Regions from separate parts of the Homo sapiens genome. Here region 1 is linked to region 2. A link is an interaction called in ENCODE POLR2A ChIA-PET data of the cell type or tissue named here. Cell type or tissue: Caco-2. All regions are shown on one strand. Links, peaks and the distances in the headings refer to the core of each region. The heading gives the core; the rest is flanking DNA.

The links. ChIA-PET counts read pairs that join two places held together with the same protein. Peaks named below come from ENCODE experiments on the same cell type or tissue, not always from the same donor. Only the 100,000 strongest peaks of a DNase experiment are listed, where the experiment ranks them.
Region 1: POLR2A ChIA-PET joins it to region 2 with 12 read pairs; 6 of 35 experiments call an interaction of 5 or more read pairs at or near these places.

Annotation. Positions count from the first base shown.
Region 1 is chr12:120,953,704-120,962,036 of GRCh38, reverse strand. No RefSeq gene overlaps it. Among named protein-coding and RNA genes, the nearest start is that of HNF1A-AS1, 14 kb to the left of the region's middle. In Caco-2, for the core only: no CTCF peak of the experiment used is centred there; DNase peaks (open chromatin) are centred at 226, 1,976, 4,836, 5,129 and 2 weaker places.
Region 2 is chr12:120,888,709-120,897,041 of GRCh38, reverse strand. The region is part of intron 1 of SPPL3 (signal peptide peptidase like 3); the gene reads left to right. Among named protein-coding and RNA genes, the nearest start is that of SPPL3, 11 kb to the left of the region's middle. In Caco-2, for the core only: no CTCF peak of the experiment used is centred there; no DNase peak of the experiment used is centred there.

The DNA of each region.
Region 1 (8,333 bases), core at 197-8,196, 65 kb before region 2:
CTCTTAGCATAATAAGATCAGGATTCATAACATTAAATCAAAGTGCTGTAACTCACAGGAATATCAGTTTCCTATTCAGAAGATAGAGGAGAATGTTTTCAGAAGGAAATTGAACTTTATGGTTTGAAACACGTTTAATTTTAAATATGTTGAGAGAAAACCAGCTACAGCCTGGCATGGAAACTCCTGTTGTTCCAGCCAATGCCTTGGAGAACCAGAGACCACGCCCCCTTCCTCCCTGCTGAGGAGTCAACGAACGAGACCAAAGTCCCCTGTTCTTCTCTGCAGTCAGCAGAAATCAGAGAAGAACATCTTTAGACAGTCAGCAGACTCAGGAACTGTGTACTCTAGGACTTTTTAAAAATTTTTTTACTTTTATTTTTTTGAGACGGAGTCTCGCTCTGTCGCCCTGGCTGGAGTGCAGTGGCGTGATCTCAGCTCACTGCAACGTCCACCTCCCAGGTTCAAGCTATTCTCCTGCCTCAGCCTCCCGAGTAGTTAGGATTACAGGCGCCTGCCACCACACCCGGCTAATTTTTGTATTTTTAATAAAGACAAGGTTTTGCCATGTTGGCTAAGCTGTTCTCCAACTCCTGACCTCAGGTGATCCACCTGTCCCAGCCTCCCAAAGTGCTGGGATTACAGGCATGAGCCACCGCACCCAGCCTGGGACTTTTTTATTTTTACAGAGATGGGTGATGATTCATGGGACGTTGGAGATGCCCCAAGACTGGAGATATGATTTGGGGGATCCTGAGGATTGGTGACCTAGGCAAAACTTGGGGAGGCTGGATCCTGGGTATGGAGTAGCCAATCTGAATAAAGACCCCTGCGCCAAAGGTTGGCACAGAAATAGTGGTCTTGCCAGCCTTCAGGGGAGGCCCACACCAGTCCTAGACTGCCTGCTTCTGGAAGGAATCAACTCTTACATGTTTATGCCATTTCACTTTGGGTTTTCTGTTCTATACAGCTAAACCTAATACTGGACTGATACATTATTATTATTTTCAGAACCAACCAAAGCTGGAATAACACTCTTGATAATGCCAGTTTCCTGGTCCTAGAAGTGAGCTAACAGGCTTTTCAGAGATGACGAGATGTGAAATCCCTCACTGATTCATGCTTCATGTGTTTAATGAGCACCCACTAGGTGCTAAGCCTTGTTCTAGTCAGGAATAAAACCGATACTTCACGAGGTTTACAGCCTGGTGGAGGAGACGTGTATCAGGCTAGTGCGTGTAGACCAAAGGCCAGAGGCGCCCACTCAAGCATTTCCACCTACATGAGAATCCCATAGTCTTTTTAGAAGAATAGAAATAGTAAGCCCTGAGTCACGACTGCATTTGAATGCCACCTTACCTGAAGTCTGAATCAGGGATAATTTGATTTCAGAAGAATAAAATGAGGCTCCTAACACCTGTCCCAAATTGCAAGGAAATGAGGGTATTCTCTTTTTTTTTTTTTTTTCTGAGATGGAGTCTCGCTCTATCGCCCAGGCTGGAGTGCAGTGGCGCGATCTCGGCTCACTGCAAGCTCCACCTCCCGGGTTCACGCCATTCTCCTGCCTCAGCCTCCTGAGTAGCTGGGACTACAGGCGCCCGCCACCACGCCCAGCTAATTTTTTGCATTTTTAGTAGAGACGGGGTTTCACCGTGTTAGCCAGGATGGTCTCGATCTCCTGACCTCGTGATCCGCCCGCCTCGGCCTCCCAAAGTGCTGGGATTACAGGCGTGAGCCACCGCGCCCAGTTGAAATGAGGGTATTCTCTAAGAGGCAGATGACAGAACCTACTGCAATGAATTTGTCAAGCTCAAGGCTAAGGACACAGTCCCTCCACAAGGCAGCCTTCACTTCAAATGCCAGGTGCAACTGGGGATTCCTGGGCCACCCTCACTTCTGACCGCTTGGCTGCATTGAGGGTTCCCACTACCCCCTGTGGTTCAATAATTCACTAGAATGACTCATGGAACTCAGGAAAGTGCCCCGCCTCATAACGACAGTTTTTATGATAGCAAACAGACACAGATCAGAACCAGCCACAAGAAAGGACATAGAGGGTGAGGTGCGGAAGGGGTTCAAGTGCAAAGCTCCTAGTTACCTTCTCTCCAGACAGTCACCTCCCCCCAGCTATGATGCGTGATGACACTCAGAGAATACTGCTAACCAGAGAAGCTCCTGAGGCTTTGGTGTCCAGCGTTTTTGGGGGTTTTGTTTTTGTTGTTGTTGTTTCTGAGATGGAGTCTCGCTCTCGTCGCCCAGGCTGGAGTGCTGTTGCGTGATCTCAGTTCACTGCAACCTCCACCTCCTGGGTTCAAGCGATTCTCCCGCCTCAGCCTCCAGAGTACGAGTAGCTGGGATTACAGGCATGCACCATGCCCAGCTGATTTTGTATTTTTAGTAGAGACAGGGTTTCACCATGTTGGCCAGGCTGATCTCAAACTCCTGACATCTGGTGACCCGCCCCCCTCAGCCTCCTGAAGTGCTGGGATTACAGGCATGAGCCACTGCCAGCCAGTGTCCAGCGTTTTTTAGTGGGGCTTGATCCCTTACTGCCAGTGTGGCTGACCTTTCATCTCCAGTCTCTCCTGAGCTAACTCTTGTGTATCCAGCTCATCTGGAGGTTGGAACTGATACAGGATGTTCCAAAGCCTTCATTACAGATCACATTGTTAGACTATCTGGTGGCCAAAGGCCCCAGGCAAACACAGACACTTCCATCAGACAGGACGTTAAGGGGCCTAGAGATCACCTCCCAGCAACTGAAGGCAAAGATAATCCTCCTACTGTACATCCTTTTTTTTTCTTTTTTTTTTTTTAAGAGACAGGGTTTCATTCTGTCGCCCAGGCTGGAGTACAGTGACACACTCATGGCTTGCTGCAGCCTCGACCTCCTGGGCTCAAGCAATCCTCCTGTAGCTGGGACTACAGGTGTGCACCACCACACCCCGCCAACTATACATCCACCACCACCCTGTCCTCTCAGCCCCCAAAGTCATGAGGCTTTGACTAGGTATCAGGATGTCTTCAAATGAAAATTAATGAAAACAGCGGGCCCGGTGGCTCACACCTGTAAGCCCAGCACTTTGGGAGGCCGAGACAGGTGGATCACCTGAGATCGGGAGTTCAAGAACAGCCTGATCAACATGGAGAAACCCTGTCTCTGCTAAAAATACAAAAAAAGTAGCTGGGCATGATGGCACATGCCTGTAATCCCAGCTACTTGGGAGGCTGAGGCAGGAGAATTGCTTGAACCCGGGAGGTGGAGGTTGTGGTGAGCCGAGATCATGCCATTGTACTCCAGCCTGGGCAACAAGAGTGAAACTTCGTCAAAAAAAAAAAAAAGAAAAAAAGAAAAGAAAATTAATAAAAACAAAAATCCAAAGTTGGACACACACACAGAGAACACCTTAGGACAATAGAGGTACACCGTGGAGTGCTGCAGCAGCAAGCCAAAGATTGCCAAGGATTACCAGAGACGTGAGACGTTGGAAAGGGCAAGAGTGGAATCTCCCCTCTCCCCCAAGTTTGAGAGGGGGCCAAGCCTTACCGACACCTTAATTTGAGGCCTCTAGTCTCTAGAAATGCAATGTGCAAGGCGGGGCGCGGTGGCTCACGCCTGTAATCCCAGCACTTTGGGAGGCTGAGGCGGGCCTTAAGGTCAGGAGTTCAAGACCAGCCTGGCCAACATGGTGAAACCCTGCCTCAAAATGCAAAAAGTAGCCAGGCGTGGTGGCATGTGCCTGTAATCCTAGCTACTCAGGAGGCTGAGGCAGGAGAATCACTTGAACCCAGGAGGCAGAGGTTGCAGTGAGCCGAGATCACACCAGTGCACTCCAGCCTGGGCAACAGCGTGAGACTCCATCTCAAAAAAAAAAAAAAGGGCCGGGTGCAGTGCTCACGCCTGTAATCCCAGCACGTTGGGAGGCTGAGGTGGGAGGATCACCTGAGGCCAGGAGTTCAAGACCAGCCTGGCCAATATGGTGAAACTCTGTCTCTACTAAAAATTCCAAAAAAATTTAGCAGGGTGTGGTGGCGCATGCCTGTAATCCCAGCTACTCGGGAGACTGAGACAGGAGAATTGCTTGAACCCGGGAGGTGGAGGTTGCAATGAGCTGAGATGGCGCCACTGCACTCCAGCCTGGGAGACAGAGTGAGACTCCGTCTCAAAACAAAACAAAACAAAAATGCGACGTGCAGTGATGTGCTCCAGCTGGTGTGATCCCCTTGGGGATGTGGCAATGGATGGGCATCCCCAGACTTGATGATCATCCCTTTGTCTCTTACCAGCAATCCCCAAACCAATTCACAAGTTCTGTTTTGTTTTGGTTTGGTTTTTTGTTTGTTTTTTGAGACAGAGTCTCACTCTGTCGCCCGGGCAGGAGTGCAGTGACATGATCATATCTCACTGCAGCCTCAAACTCCCAGGCTCAAGTGATCCTCCCACCTCAGCCTCCCTAGTAGCTGGGACTACAGGTGTGCACCACCATGCCTGGCTAACTTTTTTCATTTTTTGTAGAGATGGGGGTCTCCCTATGTTGCCCAGGCTGGTTTCGAACTCCTGGGCTCAAGTGATCCTCCCATCTCAGCCTCCCAAAGTGCTGGCATTACAGGCGTGAGCCACCGTGCCCGGCCACAAGATATTTTTTAAGCATGGAGGTTTCTGTGCATTGGATTCCCCTCTTTGAGCTTCACCATATATATTTGTCCAAGGGCAGGGAGATCCGGTGTAATCTGCTTACACAATATTCCTGGAGAAGTTCTTCTTTCAGTAAATACTTGTACATCTCTGCAGAGTGACAGCAGGTTCTCCAGCAAACACCTTGGGGAGCCCAACCCTTTCCTGGGAATGCCCCTGTGTTAATGGGAATCAAAGCTGAGAGCAGGTGGGGAGAGTACATTCTTGGCTTATCAGCTTCCAACAGAAAGGGGAAATAAAAACAGATGCAATCTTTTATTGCAAAGGGATGGGTGCCTCTAAGATCAGATAAAGCCCATATAGGATTATGCAGAAACTGGTGTAAATTTGCAGGTCATCAAGACTCAATGTCCCCTCCCTCCCCACACTGTCCACCTCTGGACCATTTTGCACTTTATATTTTCTGAGAAAGGAGGCAGAGGGGAAGAAGGGGTTCAAAGGTGTCAGCCTGGCTCCTGGTGACCAGCTCTGTTTAGCAGGAAGTTAGCTGGAACAACTGATTGAGCCCTGGGATAATCTATGCTGTCACTGTGGACACAGCGGAGCAGAGGGCACACACAGTGGAGGGCACACACAGCGGAGGACAGACACAGTGGAGGGCACACACAGTGGAGGGCACACACAGCGGAGGGCACACACAGTGGAGGGCACACACAGCGGAAGGCACACACAGTGGAGTTACCTCTGATCCCCATGCCCTACGGGGCTGCCACCTTCCTGCCAGGGTTTGGATCATCACAGTCATTTGCATCTTCACTCCACAGCGTGAGTGCACATACACATCTGTTTTATTGCATTTGGCCCTTATAGGAATGAGTGGGATATGGGGAAATGAAAAGGCTGAGACTGCGATAAAAAATGTAGCTCTTAGGCCAGGTGCGGTGGCACATGCCTGTAATCCTAGCACTTTGGGAGGCCGAGGTGGACAGATCACCTGAGTTCAGGAGTTTGAGACCAGCCTGGCGAACATGGTGAAACCCCATCTCTACTAAAAATACAAAAATTAGCCAGGCGTGGTGGTGGGTGCCTGTAGTCCCAGCTACTCAGGAGGCTGAGGCAGGAGAATCCCTTGAACTCGGGGGTCAGAGGTTGCAGTGGGATTGCACCGCTGCACTCCAGCCTGGGCGACAGAGTGAGACTCCATCTCAAAACAAAACGAATCGAATCAAATGTAGCTCTTGAAACAACCAAAACAAAGTTAAAGTTGTAAAGAGTGGAAAGTCCTTAGCATTGATCAGAATTAATCTTTGGCCAGGTGCAGTGGCTCACGCCTATAATCCCAGCACTTTGGGAGGCTAAGGTGGGAGGATCATTTGAGCCCAATTTGAGACTAGCCCAGGCAACATAGTGAGATCTCATTTCTACTGGAAATGAAAAAATTAGCCAGGCATGGTGGCATCTGCCTATAATCCTGGCTACTCAGGAGGCTGAAGTGGGAGGATTGTTTGAGTTTGGGAGGTCGAGGCTGCAGTGAGCTAGGATGGCACCACTGCACTCCAGCCTGGGCAACAGAGTGAGACCCTGTCTCAAAAAAAAAAAAGAATTCTCAATCTTCTCCCCGACCACAGCCTTCCTCAAGTAAGCTAAAAACAAACATCCTCTACATTGTTTGAGTCAAATATTGGCTTTATCCTTGACACCTCACTTTCTTTCCTATCCCATAGTCAATTGGTCTAGAAATAAAAATAAAAGTTTCCCCAGAATTAAAAAAAAAAAAAAATCCCAAAGTTGGGTGGGCTTGATGGTATATGTTATTAGGAGTCTAGGTTTTCTCAGTCTACAGCATCAGCTTCTGTGAAGGCTGATTCCCCTCATGGTCACAAAGTGGCTGCCACCACTCACTCAGGCACCTTTGTCTCCTCTGGGGAGAAGGAGGAGCTGCTCACCCTCATCAGCCCAGAGTAAGCCCCGCCTTGCATCTCGTTGGTCCACTGGCTTAGGCCCAGTCAATCACTGGCAAATGGGGATGGAATTAGCAGCACTGACTAAGCTCATTGGATCTCAAAGTGTGGTCCCAGGGCCAGCAGCATTGGCCTCACCTGGGAACTTGTTAGAACGGCACATCCTCAAGCCTCACCTCAAACCTGCTGAATCAGAAACTCGGGGTGGGGCCCAGTGAGCTGGATTTGTTTCCCAAGCCCTCTAGGGAATTCTAGTTTGTGCTCCCACTGAAGAACTTCTGCCTTGATTAAAAGCTTTGTTAACCATCCTCAAGGTCCAGGCCTGATAGTGACTTTGGAGGAAGGTGGGTGAGATGCTGTGAGTGTGGGAGGGGAAGAGTGGCCTCTTCAGTGGGTACCGCAGGTCACTCTGTGGGCGACGACATCGCAGGGACAACGTGGACCCAGGAGTCCCCATCTACAGTCCCTGGTCTGGCTGGAGACAGTGAGGGAAACCTCCTCTACGATCCCCCAAAGGAAAGGCAGAAACCCACTGGGCAGAAAAGGAGAGCATCTTCACACACCTTATCCCATTTTTGTCTCATAGCTGTCCTTTAAAAGAGATGTTATTAAATTCCCATTTTAGGCTGGGGCAGTGGCTGACGCCTGTAACCCCAGTACTTTGGGAGGCTGAGGTGGGCGGATCACTGAGGTCAGGAGTTCGAGACCAGCCTGGACAACATGGTGAAACCCCATCTCTACTCAAAAAATACAAAATTCCTATCAGCCGGGCGTGATGGTGCATGCCTGTAATCCCAGCTACTCGGGAGGCTGAGGCAGAAGAATTGCTTGAACCTGGGAGGCGGCACCTGCAGTGAGCCGAGATCGCGACACTGCACTCCAGCCTGGGCAACATAGTGAGGTTCTGTCTCAAAAATAAATAAAAATAAATTCCCATTTTAGCAATGAGGAAACTGGGATTCAGAGAAGTTGAGGGCCGAGTGTGGTGGCTGACGCCTGTAACCCCAGCACTTTGGGAGGCCGAGGTGGGCGGATCACCTGAGGTCAGGAGTTCAAGACCAGCCTGGCCAACATGGTGAAACCCAGTCTCTACTAGTAATAAAAATTAGCCGGGTGGGGTGGTGCGTGCCTGTACTCCCAGCTACTCGGGAGGCTGAGGCAGGAGAATTGCTTGAACCCGAAAGGCGGAGGTTGCAGTGAGCCGAGATTGTACCATTGCACTCCAGCCTGGGAGACAGAGTGAGACTCCATCTCAAAAAAAAAAAAAAAAAAAAAAAAAAGAGAGAAGTCAAGGCTACATGGTTATCCACCGACATGGGGTCCTAATGTCTATGTCATATATGTCAGATGAGATGTCCAGTCTCTCTGCCAGTGACGTGCCAAGGGCGGGGCAGTGGGGCACTTTGCATCAGAGCGGGGCATTTAGTGTACACAATGTGAAAGCCAGAATGAAACCAACTAGGCGGGGTGAGGTGGCTCATAGCTGTAATCCCAATACTTTGGGAGGGGTGGGAAGATCGCTTGAGTCCAGGAGTTCAAAACCAGCCCAGGCACCACAGCAAGACCTCATCGCTACAAAAAAAAAAAAAAAAAAAAAAAAAAAAAAAAAGCTAGTTGCAGCGGCATGAGCCTGTAGTCCCAGCTACTTGGGAGGCTGAGGCAGGAGAATCTCTTGAGCCCAGGAGTTTGAGGATACAGTGAGCTATGATCACACCACTGCACTCTAGCCTGGGCAA
Region 2 (8,333 bases), core at 242-8,241:
TTTAGAGATGTCCTAAAAAGAGAAAGAGAGTGTTGATAACCAAGTGCTGTTTTATTTAGTTGGCTGTTTTTGGCATCTGAAACTGTGTGTGACTGCTGTCATGGCAGTTCGCCATAAGTATAATTTGATTTTTAAAATTCTATAATCTATTTTTGATGTTTCTAGAGTTTAATGGTTCCTTCTTAGGAATTAAAATACTGATTGTATGTGATGTATGTATAAATTAAGAAGTGTTTGCAACTTTCACTTTCTTTTTTTTTTTTGAAACGGAGTCTCACCCTGTCACCCAGTCTAGAGTGTAGTGGTGCGATCTCAGCTCACTGCTACCTCCACCTCCCAGGTTCAAGCAATTCTCTTGCCTCAGCCTCCCAAGTATCTGGGATTACAGGTGCACACCACCATGCCCGGCTAATTTGTTTTCTGTATCTTTAGTAGAGACAGGATTTCACCATGTTGGTCAGGCTGGTCTCAAACTCCTGACCTTGTGATCCACCTGCCTCAGCCTCCTAAAATGTTGGGATTACAGGCATGAGGCACCATGCCTGGCCAACTTTCACTTTCTATCATGTATTTTCTTATCCTTACTTAAAGAGTTAGAGGCAGAATACTTGTCTTCTGGAATTTTAACGTCTGAGGTGCTCAGAGGGGCTCTAAATGATCAAATTCAGTTTTACAGGGAAAAATCTAGTTAGTCCCAATGATCCTCTCAATGAATTGTTACCCCTCAGATTTTATTAATAAGTCAAACTAGGGCCACAGCTTGAAATGAAACAGCTCCACCTCATTGTTGTGGAACGACTAGGTTGAGCTCCTAAGAAAAAGTTTTTGTAGGTATCTTTAAGGTATTAGACTAAGGAGTATGCCTTAGCCTAATAGAGACCTTATGGAAAATCCCATTTCTTGGTTTGTAGGGTATTCCCTAACCTGGTAGGAAAACTTAGTTATCTCTCTTTTGGAGTTCCAGCATGGATAGTGAAGAACCACCAAAGGATTTTTTTTTTTAAGTGCTCTGAAGTGGAGATGTATCCTAGTTGTTTCTACATATTTTGAATTGTATCGAATATAAGTGATTATTCAAAAAGTATTCAGTTGTGTTATGCCACTCATTAAATTTTCATTTGAAATCTTGAGATATGAGCACCTCATTCTGTTACGGTTTCTTCGAATCAGGAAATCTTTAGCGTGAGGGTGGTTTTCATCTCTAGTTGACTGTGACCTAGCCATGTCTTAGTCCTAGTGTTGTATTTGGTACAATAGTTATGCCTGTTGTACTCCACAGGGTCGTTGTGAGGATTTAGTGAGATAATGCACATAAAAATGCTTCATGCATTGCAAAGTGCTCCGTGAAAGCACGCTGTTTGTTCTGTACATTATTTGTTAGAGCCAGATAGGTTCCAGATAGAGTTCCTCACTATAGAAATGACTTCTCTTGTTTCACAATTTAGCCAGCGCTTAAACTTTGAGATGTCCTTTATATTGAGGATGCCACATAATGCTATATAAAAAGAAATAATAGTCTCCAAATTGTCACTGATTTCTAAGTTTCATAGTCCATGGCTACATTCCACAAGAAGAAAGATGATGAATAAAGCTATGTTTCTTTTTTTTTTTTTTGAGATGGAGTTTCGCTCTTGTCACCCAGGCTGGAGTACAGTGGCGCGATCTTGGCTCACTGCAACCTCTACCTCCTGGGTTCAAGCGATTCTCCTGCCTCAGCCTCCAAAGTAGCTGGGTTTATAGCTGCGCGCCAATACACGCGGCTAATTTTGTATTTTTTGTAGAGACGGAGTTTCACCGAGTTGGCCAGGCTGATCTCCAACTCCTGATCTCAGGTGATCCACCCACCTCTGCCTCCCAAAGTGCTGGGATTACAGGCGTGAGCCACCATGCCCGACCTGTTTTTTCATGTTAGTTTTATCTTGATTTTGAAGACAGTTTCCTTCATGATCTACTTAAATGAAGAAAGAACAGTAGAGTGGATGATCCTCATCTTTCCCTGCTTTTCCTTGGAATGCATGGTACGGTTTTCTACCCTTCTAAAAATGCCTGAGGAGGAGCTGTTAGCAGGTTTGTTTGTTTGTTTGTTTGTTTGTTTGAGACGGACTCTCACTCTGTTGCCCGGGCTGGAGTGCGGTGGCACGATCTCAGCTCACTGCAGCCTCCACCTCCCGGGTTCAAGGGATCCTCCTGCCTCAGCCCCACTAGTAGCTGGTATTACAGGCATGCGCCACCGCACCCAGCTAATTTTTTGTATTTTTAGTAGAGACGGGGTTTCTCCATATTGCTCAGGCTGGTCTTGAACTCCCGACCTCAGGTGATCCACCCGCCTCGGCCTCCCAAAGTGCTGGGATTACAGGCATGAGCCACTGCGCCTGGCCAGTAGTTTATCTGTTTCCTTATCCCACACCATGCCTGACAGGCACACCCACTTCCCTTCATCTGAGGCCTCAGGCTTGGGCTTCACTCTTGACCTAGATAGGGCAGGTGTAGCAAAGAAAGTTTTGTTCATTTCTTCTTCAAGCTAGTTATACAGTCATTGTGACCTACGTACAGTGCCTGACTTTGTTTTGTTGTTTAAGTTTTGTCTAGACCTTGTTTAGCTTGACCTTCCAAACTTGACTAAATCTTCAAGCTTTGCCTGATAGCCTTTGACTGTATACTCTGACTTTATAAACTTATGAAATTTACACTCATTTCTTTTTTGTTTGTTTGTTTTTGAGATGGAGTTTCGGTCTTGTTGCCCAGGCTGGAGTGCAGTGGCACCATCTTGGCTCACCGCAACCTCTGCCTCCCGGGTTCAAGTGATTCTCCTGCCTCAGCTTCCCGAGTAGCTGGGATAACGGGCATGCGCCACCACGCCCAGCTAATTTTGTATTTTTAGTAGAGACGGGGTTTCTCCATGTTGGTCAGGCCGGTTGTGAACTCCTGACCTCAGGGTCATCTGCCTGCCTCAGCCTCGCCAAGTGCTGGGATTACAGGCGTGACCCACTGCACCCGGCCCCCTACACTCATTTCTTATAACCGCTTGCAAAAATACTACTTTTAGAAGTAAAGATTAGTTGTGAAAAACAAATACCTTTGCCACTGATTAGTGCAAATGTTTCTAGAAATGCCATCTGGGACTATGGCTAGGCTGGCTGGAACTAGTTGAAGATTTGAGGTAAGAACAATTAACCAAAAGGTAAGAGTATGGAGAGGAAAAAATGGAAGACCAGAAATTGAGGCTTGGGAAACTCACAATTAAGAAATGTCAGGAAGAAGAGGAATCAGAAGAGGCTCCATCAGAGGTAGGATAATTAGGAAAGTGCAGTGGCGATGAAAAGGCATAAGAGAATTTTTAGGGGCAGGAGTGTAAAAAGCTACAAGGATTCAGAGAGAATGAAGAAAAAGCAGGCTATTGAATTTGTAAAGGAAGTCATTACTGAGAGTGCACTGCTAAGATCAGAGTAGTGGGGGTGGAAGCCCAATCAGGGGTAGGTCATAAAGAAATAAAGGCATCTTCTGGGTACTGGCCATTTGTTTGAGATGTGAAAGACTTGAGGAAAGAGAATGGTTGGTACAGACAGCAGGGTCATAAAGGTCTTCTTTTTGTTTTTTATAAATAAGGGAGATAATTGTATATTTGCAGGCAGGGAGAGAAAATTGATCTCGGAAAAAAATATATATTTTTTTCACGCCATTCTCCTGCCTCAGCCTCCCAAGTAGCTGGGACTACAGGCGCCCGCCGCCACGCCTGGATAATTTTTTGTATTTTTAGTAGAGACAGGGTTTCACTGTGTTAGCCAGGATGGTCTCGATCTCCTGACCTCATGATCCGCCCACCTCGGCCTCCCAAAGTGCTGGGATTACAGGCGTGAGCCACTGCACCTGACCCAGTATTTTTTTTTACTGTAGTTTCAGTTTAGAGATTTCTACCTTTTAAAGAATTATTAAGGGTTTCAGTTAGGGGTTGTAAAGAGAATTTCAGAGGAGTCCTTAGTGTGTACGTTTAGTTTTTGTCTCTCTTGGTTTGTATATTGTCCACTAAATTTTGGGTTGTATTTTTTTTTTTTTTTTTCCCGAGACAGAGTCTTGCTCTGTCACCCAGGCTGGAGTGCAGTGGCACCATCTCGGCTCACTGCAACCTCTGCCTACCGGGTTCACGCCATTCTCCTGCCTCAGCCTCCCGAGTAGCTGGGACTACAGGCGCCTGCCACCATGCCCGGCTAATTTTTTGTATTTTTAGTAGAGACGGGGTTTCACCGTGTTAGCCAGGATGGTCTCGATCTCCTGACCTTGTGATGCACCCGCCTTGGTCTCCCAAAGTGCTGGGATTACAGGCGTGAGCCACCGCGCCTGGCCTCTAATTTTGGGTTGTATCGTATTTTAATAGCCTTTGTGTTTTTTATTGTTGGAATATAAAATCTACCCTCTACAATCTGACTTTCAAAACAATCTGGTCTTATAACCCTGCTTCCCTATATTTCCTTTAAATATTACGTGTTACTTCAGCCACACTGGGTTACTTCTGTTTCCTCTTTTATGTACGGTGACTCTTCTGCCTCGTTTGCCCTTCTTCCAAGTCTCTAAACATGTTGACTCCTACCCATTTTTCAAGGTCTGACTGCAATGTTTTCCCCTTGCTGTGGAGCCTTCTTTCTGATTGGCGCAGGAGAAATGTTCTTCTGATGTCTACAGCTCTTTATCTGTTCCTGTCATGTGGGCAGCACTCAGGATTTTCTGACCTTGTATTGAATGTATTTAATATGACCATCTTCCCGTTTTGACAATGCACTTTGTAAGGGTAGGTTCAAAGCCATTAATTTCATGGTGCAAGGACCTACAGATAGTAGGTGCTCAGATTTTCTTTGTAAAAGAATGAATATTTTAGGGGTGAAATTTGTTAGATGCTGGATTTTAGAATAGAATGTCTCCCTAAAAATATGGTGACAAGGCACATGGAAGAGAGGAGAGAACATCTTACTGCTCTTTGAAGGAAGTACAGAAATAAAATGGTTACTGTTAAGTTGGTTCAAGTGTTATGTCCAAATTTGCCTAACTTTCTAATATCCTGACAACACCTAGAGAAAGAAAGGGACTCAGCTAAGGGAGACATTTACAAAGGGCCACAAGCCCTTTAGAGCGCTCTTCTTCATTCAGCTTAGTCTTCTTGAACATGACCACTGACTCACTTATAAAAGTATAAGTAAAATACAAGTTTATTTATACTTTATATTTCCCAAACAGCCATTTATTAAATATGTGGCATATATTACTTGTTTCCTAAAGTGGAGACACTCAGCTGCTTTTTTTTTTTTTTTTTTTTAGAATTTGCAAAACAGTCTTAGGGAAAAAAATTTCAGTAACATGCTCATGTGAAAATATTTTGCAGGAAACATCTCGAGATATGAGTATAAGCTGTATGTAAACTAGCTTTTGAACAATGTAATATTTCTCTCTCACTACTATTTCAGGAATTCATAGTCTTTGTATTACGCTTTTGTTTAAAAAGCTAAAAAAATTTTTTTAATAGAAACTTATTTTGCCGTTTTTTTCTCCTTTTTCTAAAAGTCTGTTTTCTTTTTCAGCTCATTTCTTGTCCTTTGTTTTATAATTATTCAGAAAGGGCAATTGAAAAAAATCTCGTGGCCTGATGTGTGCTTATTTTAAAGTTAATAGATATAGCAGTGCCTCAATCTTAGGTCAGAATTAAATAACACCGTCATCTGGAATAGGCATAAACCAGACATTTGGGAGATTAGGAGTTAGTTTTGTTTTTGAACCTTTGTATCTTTGCAGTGGTGAAAACTCACAGGCCTAAGGATGATGTATTAGGCTGGATTCCTGGGTAGCAAAGGTTATAAAACCATGGGCAGATGTTATCAACCAGCTTAGGAAAAAGGGAATAACAAGTAGAAGTAGGGAAGAAATGTGAATGGCAAATGTGATTGAGCAATAGAAGCAGAGGCGAAGGTTAGAGATGAAGTGGAAAAAGGAGGCAGCTACCAGAAAGTAGACAGCTAAACCAGAGTCATTGTGTAGCAAAGGTGCAGATGGCCCAAGACATCTCTGGAAATCCACCTTTGTGTTCAGGTTAGATTTACCAAGTTGATAATGAGTCAACCTTTAGTGATAGGATAGATAGTCTTAGCTTGTCCTGTTAGCTGTTGAGAGCATCGGGTTTCGGCTTCACAGCTAGATACCTCGGAGACATTCTTGATTCTCATCAAATAATAAGGCCTGTTGACTTTTCGCTCCGTGTTTGTGTGTATATGTAGAATATTATTTAATATATTTTAAATTTGCTTCCTCTCCCTTTTCCTAAATTTTTGTTCCAAGATGACCCTTCCCTTTTTTCCCTTAAAGTTTTGAGGACATGAATAATGTTCATGTGTTTATCCTCAGTGGTCTGGCCCATAGTTTATTAAAAGTGAAGATTATTCTGGATTTGATTTTTTTTTTTTTTTTTTTTTTGAGACGGAGTCTGGCTCTGTCGCCCAGGCTGGAGTACAATGGCGCGATCTCTGCTTACTGCAGCCTCCGCCTTCCAGATTCAAGCGATTCTCCTGCCTCAGCCTCCCGAGTAGCTGGGACTATAGGCGCCTGCCACCACGCCCAGCTAATTTTTTGTATTTTTAGTAGGGATGGGGTTTTATCATTTTGGCCAGGATGGTTTCGATCTCTTGACCTCGTGATCTGCCCGCCTCAGCCTCCCAAAGTGCTGGGATTACAGGTGTGAGCCACCGTGCCCTGCCCTGGATTTGATATTTTGAAAATACCCTGAAAAAGTAAAACTTTTTATTTTATTTTTTTGGGATGGAATTTCGCTTTTGTTGTCCAGGCTGGAGTGCTATGGCGCAATCTCGGCTCACCACAACCTCTGCCTCCCAGGTTCAAGTAACTCTCCTGCCTCAGCTTTCCCCAATAGTTGGGATTACAGGCATGCACCACCACGTCCAGCTAATTTTTTTGTATTTTCAGTAGAGACAGGGTTTCTCCATGTTGGTCAGTCTGGTCTCGAACTCCCGACCTCAGGTGATCCACCCACGTTGGCCTCCCAAAGTGCTGGGATTACAGGCGTGAGCCACCGCCCCCAGCAAAATTATTTTTTTTTTCAAAGTAAGGTGGAAGAATATGGGATGTCTTAAATTGCTATCAGTCCTCAGTTAAGAGCCTAAAGGGACAAGCATTAAACATCGTTTATGGTTGTCTTATGTTAAGTGAAAAACTATTATTCAAGGTGTTAGGCTGGACCTACCTTCATAACAATCACTATTTAATTTGTAGGACCTCTTCATAACACAGTGGGAGAATTGGTGACTATATCAGTTAGCTATTGCCACAATAACACTGCATGACAAATTATACCAAAACTCAGTGGATTAAAATAACAATAAAATATACTTATGAATCTACAGATTGGCTGGTGCAACTCTGCTTCTTCCGATCTGTAAGTTGATTGAGATGACTCCGCTTCAAGTGTGTTCATTTTAGGCCCAGAGTGAATGGGCAGCAGCCACATAGGGGAAGCTCTTCTCTAGGCAGTGCCAGGGGCACAAGAGGGCAAGGTGAGACCTCTTAAGGTTTAGGCTTAGAACTGGCACACTGCCATTTCTGCTCCATTCTTTTGGCCAAAGCAAGTCATATGGTTGAAGCCAAAGTCAAGGAGCCACAAAAATAAATCTTACGCCCATTAGTGGGAAGAACTGCAAAATCATATGGCTAAGGAATAGATCCTGGAAAGGATGAGGAATTAATGCCTCTAATGCAATCTACCACAGTTAAAGTTCCCTCTTCTGTTTCAATAGGGCTACTTATCGCTTTTTCATGCTCTTCTAAAATGAAGCATTTCATATAGGCACATTTCATAGAAGTCCCTTTCTGTGGCATTGTGTTTTTCATTCTGATGTTTATATTTTATAAATAGCTTTTGAAAGATATAATTCACGGGCCGGGTGTGGTGGCTCATGCCTGTAATCTCAGCATTTCCGGAGGCTGAGGTGGGCAGTTCACCCGAGGTCAGGGGTTCAAGACCAGCCTCGCCAACATGACGAAACCCCATCTCTACTAAAAATGCAAAAATTAGCCAGGTGAGGTGGCATGAACCTGTAATCCCAGCTATTTACTCGGGAGGCTGAGGCAGGAGAATCGCCTGAGCCCAGGAGGTGGAGGTTGCAGTGAGCTGAGATTGCACCCATTGTACTCCGCCCTGGGTGACAAAGCAAGACCCGGTCTCAAAAAATAAAATATAAGATATAATTCACATACTGTACAATTCAGTCATTTAAAGTGTACAATTAAGTAGTTTTTATTATATCTACAGAGTTGGGCAGTCGTCACCACAATCATTTTTA